Regions from separate parts of the Homo sapiens genome. Here region 2 is linked to region 1. Evidence: read pairs that join two places in POLR2A ChIA-PET (ENCODE). Cell type or tissue: PC-9. All regions are shown on one strand. Links, peaks and the distances in the headings refer to the core of each region. The heading gives the core; the rest is flanking DNA.

Region 1 (5,382 bases), core at 257-5,256:
ACTGCACTCTGACCCGGGCGACAGAGCGAGACTCCGTCTCAAAAAAAAAACAGAAGCAGAAGTTGCAAACATGCTATGTGACTCGGTCAGGGTGTAACTTCCCTCCTGGCATGATAAATTTATAGAGGGTCCTGAAACTTTTTTTTATTTTATAGTTGCTAGGTTCTCTGCACTGTCAATCCCATAACAATTCTTCGAGGTAGATACTGCTATCCACTTTTTGTTTGTTTGTTTTTGAGACAGAGTCTTGTTCTGTCATCCAGGCTGGAGTGCAGTGGCATGATCTCGGCTCACTGCAACCTCTGCCTCCTGGGTTCAAGCAATTCTCCAACCTCAGCCTCCCCAGTAGCTGGGATTACAGGTGCCCACTACCACACCCAGCTAATTTTTGTGTTTTTAATAGAGACCACGTTTCACCTTGTTTACCAGGCTGGTCTCGAACTCCTGGCCTCAGATGATTCACCCGCCTTGGCCTCCCAAAGTGCTGGGATTACAAGCATGAGCCACCACGCCCTGCCCACATTTTAGAAAATGAATTATAAGGCACAGAGAGTTCAAGTACCTTTCCAAAGATGACACAGCTAATTAGACAGCAGACTAGGTGACCTGACCCCAGGACTTTTGCCCTTGACCTCTGCACTACCTTGTTGAGCAGAGCAGTAAATATTTCATACATAGCTTTATCCAGAATTTTCCTGTTGGTTGTGGTAAACCATGTTTTGTTGTTTTGAGACAGGCTCTTCTTCTGTTGCCCAGGCTGCTGGTGTGCAGCGACACAAACACTGCTCACTGCAGCCTTAACCTCCTGGGCTCAGGCTATCCATTTCAGCTTCCGGAAGTGCTGGGATTACAGGAATGTGCCATCATGCCTGGCCTCACACTACATTTTAATGCTTTTTTTGAAAATGAAAACTTTTGGCCAGGCACAGTGACTCTCACCTGTAATCCCAGCACTTTGGGAGGCTGAGGCGGGCGGATCACGAGGTCAGGAGATTGAGACCATCCTGGCTAACATGGTGAAACCCCATCTCTACTAAAAAATACAAAAAATTGGCCAGGCATGGTGGCGGGTGCCTGTAGTCCCAGCTACTTGGGAGGCTGAGGCAGGAGAATGGTGTGAACCCGGGAGGTGGAGCTTGCAGTGAGCCAAGATCATGCCACTGCACTCCAGCCTGGGCAACAGAGTGAGACTCCATCTCAAAAAAAAGAAAATGGAAACTTTTACCAGTGATTCCCTTCCTTCAAACTAATGATAAGGAAATGATGCTGTTCTGTTTTGTTTTCTTTTTGCATGTTTTTTTTTTCTTTTTTGAGAGAGGTTCTTGCTCTGTTGCCCAGGCTGGAGTGAGGTGGCGCAATCATGGCTCACTGCAGCCTCGACCTCCCAGACTCAAGCAATCCTTCCCCCAGCCTCCTAAGTAGCTGAGACTACAGGTTGTGCTACCACAGTTGGCTAATTTTTGTATTTTTTGTAGAGACAGGGTTTCACCATGTTGCCCAGGGTGGTCTCAAACTCCTGGGCTCAGCTATCCTCCACCCTTGGCCTCCCAAAGTGCTGGGATTACAGGCGTGAGCCACTGTACTTGGCTGATGCTGTTCTTTTCAAACGCATATTTACTTTTTTTTTTTTCTTTTTTTTTTTTTTTTTTTTTGAGATGGAGTCTCACTCTGTCTCCCCGGCTGGAGTGCAGTGGTGCAATCTTGACTCACTGCAGCCTGGTCTTGAACTCCTGACCTCAGATGATCCACGTGCCTTGGCATCCCAAAGTGCTGGGATTACAGGTGTGATCCACCACACGTGACGATTTTGCTCATTTTAGATACTAGAACTTGTTAATTAAAAAAAAAAATTTTTTTTTTTGAGCTGGAGTGCAGTGGTGTGATCTCGGCTCACTGCCACCTCCGCCTCCTGGGTTCAAGCGATTCTCCTGCCTCAGCCTCTCGAGTAGCTGGGACTACAGGCACATGCCACCATGCCCAGCTAATTTTTGTATTTTTAGTAGACAGGGTTTCACCATGTTGGCCAGGATGGTCTTGATCTCTTGACCTCGTGATCCGCCTGCCTCGGCCTCCCAAAATGCATGAGCCACTGCACCCGGCCAAAAAAAATGTTTTTTGAGGCAAAATCTTACTCTGTCATGCAGGCTGGAGTACAGTGGCACAGTCACAGCTCACTGCAGCCTCGAATTCCTTGACTCAGGTGATTCTCCCACCATAGTCTCCAAGTATCTGGGACTACAGGTGCACGCCGCCACCACACCCAGCTAATTTTTGTTTGTTTATTTTGTTTTTTGAGATAGAGTCTCACTCTGTTGCCCAGGCTGGAGTGTAGTGGCGCGATCTCGGCTCACTGCAAGCTCTGCCTCCTGGGTTCATGCCATTCTCCTGCCTCCACCTCCTGAGTAGCTGGGACTACAGGCGCCTGCCACCACGTCTGGCTAAATTTTTTGTATTTTTAATAGAGACGAGGTTTCACCATCTATTAAAGCCAAAATGGTCTTGATCTCCTGACCTCGTGATCCGCCGGCCTCAGCCTCCCGAAGTACTGGGATTACAGGCATGAGCCACCGCACCCGGCCCACACCCAGCTAATTTTTTTTTGTATTTTGTAGAGAAAGTGTTTTGCCATATTGCCCAGGCTGGTCTCAAACTCATGGGCTCAAGCGATCTTCCAGCCTCAGCCTCCTAAAGTGCTAGGATTACAGGCATGAGCCACTGCTCCCAACCTTTTTAATTCAATTTAAATTATAAATATGATCGCTATAGAAAATACGTGTATTATTTATCTGCTGCTATGTAACAAATTACTCCAGACCTAGTGGCTGAAAATAAATACTTAGGACCAGGCACAGTGGCTCATGCCTGTAATCCCAACACTTTGAGAGGCCGAGGTGGGAAGATCACTTGCGTCCAGCAGTTTAAGATCAACGTGGGCAACATAGTGAGACTCCATCTCTACAGAAAATGCAAACATTAGCCAGGTGTGATGGTGCACACCTGTGGTCCCAGCTACTTAGGAGGCTGATGTGGGAGAATCACTTGAGCCAGGGAGGGAGAGGTTACAGTGAGCCAAGATCACACCACCACACTCCAGCCTGGGTGACAGAGTGAGACTCTGTCTCAAAAATAAATAAATAAATAAATAAATAAAATATTTACTTAGGAACTCCATTTCTGTGAGTCAGGAATTCAGGAGTGGCATAGCTGGGTCATCTGGGCTCAGGGTGTCTCGTGACATTGCAGTCAAGCTGTCCTCTGAGACTGCAGTCACCTAAAGCCTGTTTCCAAGATGGCTCACTCATGTGACTGCTGACCGGAGGCCTCAGTTCCTGTCACATGAGCCTCCCTACAGGCTGCTTAGGTGTCATGGTGTGACAGCTGGCTTTCCCAAGTGAGTAATCAAAGAGTGAGCAAGGAGGAAGCCATAGTACCTTTTATGATGTAGCTTGCAAAGTTGCAAGCCATCACTTTTGCTTTTTCCTATCTGTCAGAAGGGAATCACGTAACCCAGCCCACACTAAAAGAGATAGGAACTGGGCTCCGCCTTTTGAAGAGAGTATCAGAGAATTTGGGGACATATTTTAAATGACCATACTATGTTTAATTATTGCAAGTACAGTCACTGTAGAAAAATTGGAAAATAGGGACAAGCAGAAAAAACAGTCACTTGTAATTCCATGAATCAATGGATAACATTACTAGTTGGATGTATATAATTCCAATATTCAAAATATATATTTTCTCAAAATATAAATACACTATATGTACTGTGGTGTAATCTGCTCTTTCACTTAATGTATGTATTATAAAAAATACCTTTCATGTCAAATATTCTTTCCTTTTTTTTTTTTTATTGAGACGGAACTTCATTCTTGTCACCCAGGCTAGAGTGCAATGGTGCGATCTCTGCTCACTGCAACCTCTGCCTCATGGGTTGAAGTGATTCTCCTGCCTCAGCCTCCCTAGTAGCTGGGATTACAAGCATGAGCCACCAAGCCGAGCTAATTTTTTTTTTTTTTTTTTTTTTGAGACGGAGTCTCACTCTGTCAGCCAGGCTGGAGTGCAGTGGCGCAATCTCGGCTCATGGCAAGCTCCGCCTCCTGGGTTCACCCCATTCTCCTGCCTCAGCCTCCCGAGTAGCTGGGACTACAGGCACCTGCCACCACGCCCAGCTAATTTTTTCTATTTTTTAGTAGAGACAGGATTTCACCGCGTTAGCCAGTATGGTCTTGATCTCCTGACCTTGTGATCCACCTGCCTCGGCCTCCCAAAGTGCTGGGATTACAGGCGTGAGCCACCATGCCCAGCCAAGCTAATTTTTTTGTATTTTTAGTAGAGACAGGGTTTCACCATGTTGACTAGGCTAGTCTCAGACTCTTGACCTCAAGTGATCACCCACCTCGGCCTCCCAAAGTGCTGGGATTACAGGCATGAGCCACCGTACTTAGCCCCTCATAACATTTTTTAATGGTTGCATACATTTCATCATATGTATGTATCATAACTTATTTAATGAATTCTATTATAGGACACTTAGGTTGTTTACAGGTTTTCCCTGTTTTATACATTTTTTTAAATGAACATCCCTACAGCACATTTATTTGTACAATCATGACTGTTTCTTAAATCCCTAGAAGTGAAATTTTTGGAACACAGTTTGCATAATTTTAAAACTTCAAATGCCTGTTACCTAATTTGAGCAGAATTTCTACTGCAATAATCAAGAGTCCATTTGGCCAAATTTCTTATCTATGACAACACCTGCAAAAGTTCAAATACTGATAACTATAAGTGAATTTGTTGAGAGTGACTGAAATCACTATGGAATGAGAAATTGCTATAAAAATTTTACTAAAGAGTGAACTGGCTGGGCGCAGTGGCTCACGCCTGTAATCCTAGCACTTTGGGAGGCGAGGTGAGCGGATTGCCTGGGCTCAGAAGTTTGAGACCGCCCTGGACAACATGGTAAAATCTCATAAGTACTAAAAATACAAAATTAGCCAGGCGTGGTGGTGGGCACCTTTAATCCCACCTACTCGGGAGGCTGAGGCAGGAGAATCACTTGAGCCCAGGAAGCAGAGGTTGCAGTGAGCCGAGATCACACCACTACATTCCAGCCTGGGCGACAGAGTGGGACTCTGCCTCAAAAAAATAAAATAGGGAGATCTGAGTGTGTTACCAACACCACCACACACTACCAAACAGTTTTCCAAAGTGGGTACACCAATGTAAACTCCCATTAGAGCTGTATGAATTTCTGTTACACCACATCCTCCTAATCTTTGGCATTGTTAGTGCTTTCAGCTTTAGGATTTTTGGTGACTCTGTAGAGGGATCTATTAGTGGGTATTTTGTTTTTCGTTTTTGTTTTTGGGGTTTGGG
Region 2 (5,382 bases), core at 67-5,066, 460 kb before region 1:
AAAATATGAGGCGTTAAGACATCCCTTCCTGGAATAGTTAACTGGAGAAAAAATATGAATATTGTTTCTCTTCAGGACCAACGGATCCATCCCAGGTGCACCGTTACAATTTCATTTCCAAATCATTGCCCCTTCTCTGTCATTCAGAATATTGCACGCTCTGCGAAAATTTGTCCTTGGCCATTCCAAGTTACTATGCCACTGAAAAAGTCAATACTGTAATGTAAGAATCCAAAGAACATTCTTTGCCTCTTCTAGAACAAATATAAAGGAGGAAAACTCTCTTTCACATAAGTTTTAATGAATCTGTGTTTTGGGATCAAGAGAACAATCGATGTTTACACAGGTACTGCATTTTGCAGACTCTGGCTGACAGAAACTGATTTATTCATTGATTTTCTTTTATCAGCAAGATAATTGTTTTTAACCCAGCTAAATACTCTGACAAAATGCCAATGTATGCTAGGCCCTTCTTTATTTAACAAAAGGTCAAGAGGTACCTTATCTACCTTTTTATGAAGTCCTAAACGGGCTGTATGTGTTGTGGAATTTTTTTTTAAGGCAGTTTTTACCCTTGAGAAGTTACTGTAACCACACTAAATGACAGGTTGTTGGCAACAGGATATGGTGAAACCAGACAGACATCAACTTAATCAAGTTATCCAATTTCACAGCACCAATAATGATGTGATGCATGAGAAAGACATCCCTCAGAGCAATCCAGCCCCAAGATGTTTAATTCAAATCTATCCATGAGGATATAATCAGAGAATTCCAAATTGAGGAACAGTCTTCAAAACAACTGGGTTAGATTTAGACTCTTCAAATATCAATGTCATTTGTCACAGTGCCAATGTCACAAAAAGAAGCTAAGTAAACTTCCAGAGGAAAGGAAATTAAAGAAACATGACAACTAAATGCAATGTGTAGTTCTTCACTGGATCCTGAATTGGGAGGAAAAAGAACACTATTAGGACAACTGAAGGAATGTGAGTTTACATTGCATCTTTTTTTTTTTTTTTTTTTTTGAGACAAAGTCTGGCTCTGTTGCCCAGGCTGGAGTGCAATGGCACGATCTCGGCTCACTGCAACCTCCGCCTCCCAGGTTGAACCAATTCTCCCACCTCAGCCTCCCAAGTAGCTGGGACTACAGGAATGCACCACCACACCTGGCTAATTTTTGTATTTTCAGTAGAGATGGGGTTTCATCACGTTGGCCAGACTGCTCTCCAACTCCTGACCTCAAGTGATCCGCCCGTCTCAGCTCCCAAAGTGCTGGGATTACAGGCATGAGCCACCGCACCTGGCCTACATTGTATCTTAATAATAGTAGATATATCAGCGCTAAGTTTCCTGAGTGTGATAAGGCGACTGTAGCTACATAGAATGCCCTTTTCCAAGAAGGGGTGAAATGATCTGCTGTCTACAACTCTCTAATGGTTCAGTAAAGTAAGTGTGTGCACCTGTGTATGGAGAGAAAGCTCATGCCTGTGCAAAAGAAATAAGGGAATTCCAGGCACGGTGGCTCACACCTGTCATCCCAGCTATTCCGAAGGCTGAGAAAGGAGGATCGCTTCAGCCCGGAGTTTAGATCCAGCCTGGGCTCAAGTGTCTCTAATTAAAAAAAAAAAAAAAGAAAGAAAGAAAGCCAACCTGGCCAACATAGTGAAACTCTGTATCTACTAAAAATACACAAAATTAGCTGGGTGTGGTGGCAGGCGCCCGTAATCTCAGCTACGCAGGAGGCTGAGGCAGGAGAATCACTTGAACCTGGGAGGTGGAGGTTGCAGTGAGCCAAGATGGCAACACTGCACTCCAGCCCAGGCGACAGTGTGAGACTCCCTCTCAAAAAAAAAAAAAAAAAAAAAAAGAAGGGAAGGGGGAAGGGGGAAGGGTAGCAAATACCCAAATCAAAATGTTAACAAGTGGTGACTTCAGGTAATGAGTATAATACAGGTATTTGTGGTACTGTTTTTGCAGCTGTTTCACAGGTTTAAAATTTTTCATGCTAAGAAGTTAAGGAATATGAAAATGTAAAACTAAAATAAAGAATGCCATAAAGTTAAAAATAAAATTACTGTAACTTATAATTGAGGATGTAAAATACATTTGCCCCAAAAGTTTTTTTTGTTTTGTTTTGTTTTCTTTTTTTTCTTTTTTTTTGAGATGGAGTTTTGCTCTTGTTGCCCAGGCTGGAATGCAATGGCCCAATCTCATCTCACTGCAACCTCCACCTCCCGGGTCCAAGCGATTTTCCTGCCTCAGCCTCCCAAGTAGCTGAGATTAACAGGCATGTCCCAGCTAATTTTGTATTTTTCGTAGAGATGGGGTTTCTCCATGTTGGTCAGGCTAGTCTCGAACTCCTGACCTCAGGTGATTCCCCCCCCACCGTGGCCTCCCAAAGTGCTGGGATTACAAGCATGACCTACTGCTCCAGGTCTTCAAAAGTGTTTTAGAGCTAGTAGAACTTAATGGACACATCTAGCAATTATAAATGTACAAGCTGTAGATCTCTACAAAGCTGGAACTGTCTGCTCTACAGCTCACACTTTAGTATTATGTAATACGTTCACATGCAATCAGATTTCCAGAAACTGCTTACCTATACAAAAACTTCATATTCTCCTGTAGGACTTAGAATAGTACTTATTTTATTTACATGTGTTTAAAGCAAATACTCCAAACGCATTTTAAAGACTGTCTAAATTTATACTACAGGCAGGCAGTTACTTAATTTCCTTAAGTAATGAATTAGATGACTGAAGTTGACTTTCTAGTTGACATTTAATTTGTAAAATTTGCTTAACTTGGTGAGTCAATTAAATGGATATAAACAATTCAGTTTATTCGGAAACTGAATTCCGAATAAACAGAACAAAATGATCTCTTGGTGAACTTTCCTCAGAAGCACACACATACACAAACGGCACATGCAAACAGTGCCTATTAATTGCCACACAGTCAACTCTTACGCAGGCAACGACGAAAAGAATTGCTCAAATTCTCCTATGCCCAGCCTATGCTATCAAGTCATGCTCTGAAAAACTAAAGTCTGGTACAAGCAAACTGGGCAGCTTCTGAAGTCAATGAACAACTTAACCTGTAGCATTCTCTTGGGAGCTAGCAAACGAGTATCCTCTTTGCAGTCCTGTTACTGGGATGTTATAGTACCTATTACCCACCTTTTCTAAATATCAGTATTTCCAGCTGTGAAAAGAAAGAAATCCTGACACTACCTCAAAAAGATGGTACAGAAGATAGTGTCCATTTTCCTAATTATATATATTACATTCAAGAATAAAAGAGTGGGCTGCGGGCGCGGTGGCTCACGACTGTAATCCCAGTACTTTGGGAGGCTAAGGCGGGCGGATCATGAAGTCAGGAGATCGAGACCATCCTGGCTAACACAGTGAAACCCCGTCTCCACTAAATATACAAAAAAATAGCTGGGCGTGGTGGCAGGCGCCTGTAGTCCCAGCTACTCGGGAGGCTGAGGCAGGAGAATGGCATGAACCTGAGAGGCAGAGCTTGCAGTGAGCCGAGATCACGCCACTGCACTCCAGCCTGGGCGACAGAATGAGACTCCGTCTCAAAAAAAAAAGTGGGCTGCGCGGTGGCTCACACCTGTAATCCCAGCACTTTGGGAGGCCAAGGTGGGCGGATCATGAGGTCAAGAGATTGAGACCATCCTGGCCAACATGATGAAACCCTGTCTCTACTAAAAATACAAAAAAGTTAGTCAGGTGTGGTGGCGGGCGCCTGTAATCCCAGCTACTCGGGAGGCTGACGCAGGAGAATCGTTTGAACCCAGGAGGCAGAGGTTGCCACGAGCTGAGTTCGCACCACTGCACTCCAGCCTGGTTGATGGAGCAAGACTGTCTCAAAATAAATAAACAAATAAATAAAAAGAATAAAAGAGTTGACACAAACCTTTCCAGCCATATCAATGATCATTTATAGACAAAGTTAGCCAAATAGTAAATACCTAATATACAGAAATACCTAACTTTGCTATATAAATATTTTGCATGGTGGCACATACCTGTAGTCCCAGCTAGTCAGGAGTCTGAGGCAGGAGAATCGCTTGAACCCAGGAGGTAGAGGTTGCAGTCAGCCGAGATCGTGCCATTGCACTGCAGCCTGGGTGATAAGAGCGAAACGCCGTCTCAAAAAAAAAGAAGAAATTTCTGGTATTATTATTATTATTATGTATTAGTTACTTAGTAGGTATTTCCTCAATCAGAATTTTAAAAAGTAGCAAAAACTTAGAGGAGTTGTTCATTGTGCCTCCTCGCTTCAGGTTCTGGGAGTGTCTGATAGAGTTACAATATACAGGCATCCTCTGGTATGTATCGGAGATTGATCCCAGGACCCCCACATACACCAAAATCCGAACATGCTTGTGTCCCAGAGAGCCTTGCAGAACCAGCAGCTAGGAAGCCAGCTCTCCACATATGCAGGTATATTCTCATCCCTCAAATACTGTATTTTCATTCTCTGCGTTTGGTTGCAGATGTGGAACCTGCAGATATGGAGGGCCAACTGCATTTATTTTTTAAAATCTGCGTATAAGGAGATCCATGAAGTTCAAGCTCGTGTTGTTCAAGGGTCAACTGTATCTGCAACTCAAGGTTCTGCTAAAGATCCTAAGGAGCAGACTTCCAAAGGTCACGCCTCCTGTTGAAGACCAGGTGAGGACCAGAAGTTAGGCTTCCAGACCTTTCCACTCCAGGGCCCTTCCACTCCCAAATCACATGTCTATCTCAGGAAACCTCATTTTCCCATGAATTACTGGCTGCAAAATTCTTGATTGGTTACAGGAAGTCACTGACTACTTGGCAGAAGTGGACAGGCTGTTACAAGAACAAAAACCCCTTGATTCAAACCATTTCACTTAGGAAAATCAGAAAATATACACGCCTAGCAACTAGGATGCTAGCTAATGAATTTATACAGTCGGCTCTCCTTAGCCTCAGGTTCCACATCCTTAGATTCAACCAACCTGGAATGAAAAACATGCAAAAAAAATGTTTAAGAAAATGCTACATTGTTGCTGACATGTACTATGTAGTTAGGCCTAGGATGGCTGCCTCTACACTGAACATGGATAGACTGCTTTTTGTCATTATTCCCTAAACAACACAGTACAACAACTATTTACACAGCCTTTACATTGCATCATGTATTATAAGTTGGTTGAGAATCAAACTGGTTTTCCTCTGCTCTCACCTGACAACAATCAACACAGAAGACTTCTGTGACCAGATGCGTGGGGATTTTTCTCTATCAATAAGTAAGCCATCAATTCTGCAGCCAGCACTAGCTGGGTACCTTCCAATCCAATTCAATTCGGACACTAACTATCTGAAAACAGTGTCAGAT

What was found. Peaks named below come from ENCODE experiments on the same cell type or tissue, not always from the same donor. Only the 100,000 strongest peaks of a DNase experiment are listed, where the experiment ranks them.
Region 2: POLR2A ChIA-PET joins it to region 1 with 11 read pairs; 6 of 35 experiments call an interaction of 5 or more read pairs at or near these places.

What each region holds. Positions count from the first base shown.
Region 1 is chr7:66,496,966-66,502,347 of GRCh38, forward strand. No RefSeq gene overlaps it. Among named protein-coding and RNA genes, the nearest start is that of LINC03011, 6.0 kb to the left of the region's middle. In PC-9, for the core only: no CTCF peak of the experiment used is centred there; a DNase peak (open chromatin) is centred at 3,316.
Region 2 is chr7:66,034,012-66,039,393 of GRCh38, forward strand. It overlaps LOC105375336 (a long non-coding RNA gene), which reads right to left. Exons shown (of 5, transcript XR_002956511.2): 2 at 4,043-4,165. Among named protein-coding and RNA genes, the nearest start is that of ASL, 39 kb to the right of the region's middle. In PC-9, for the core only: no CTCF peak of the experiment used is centred there; no DNase peak of the experiment used is centred there.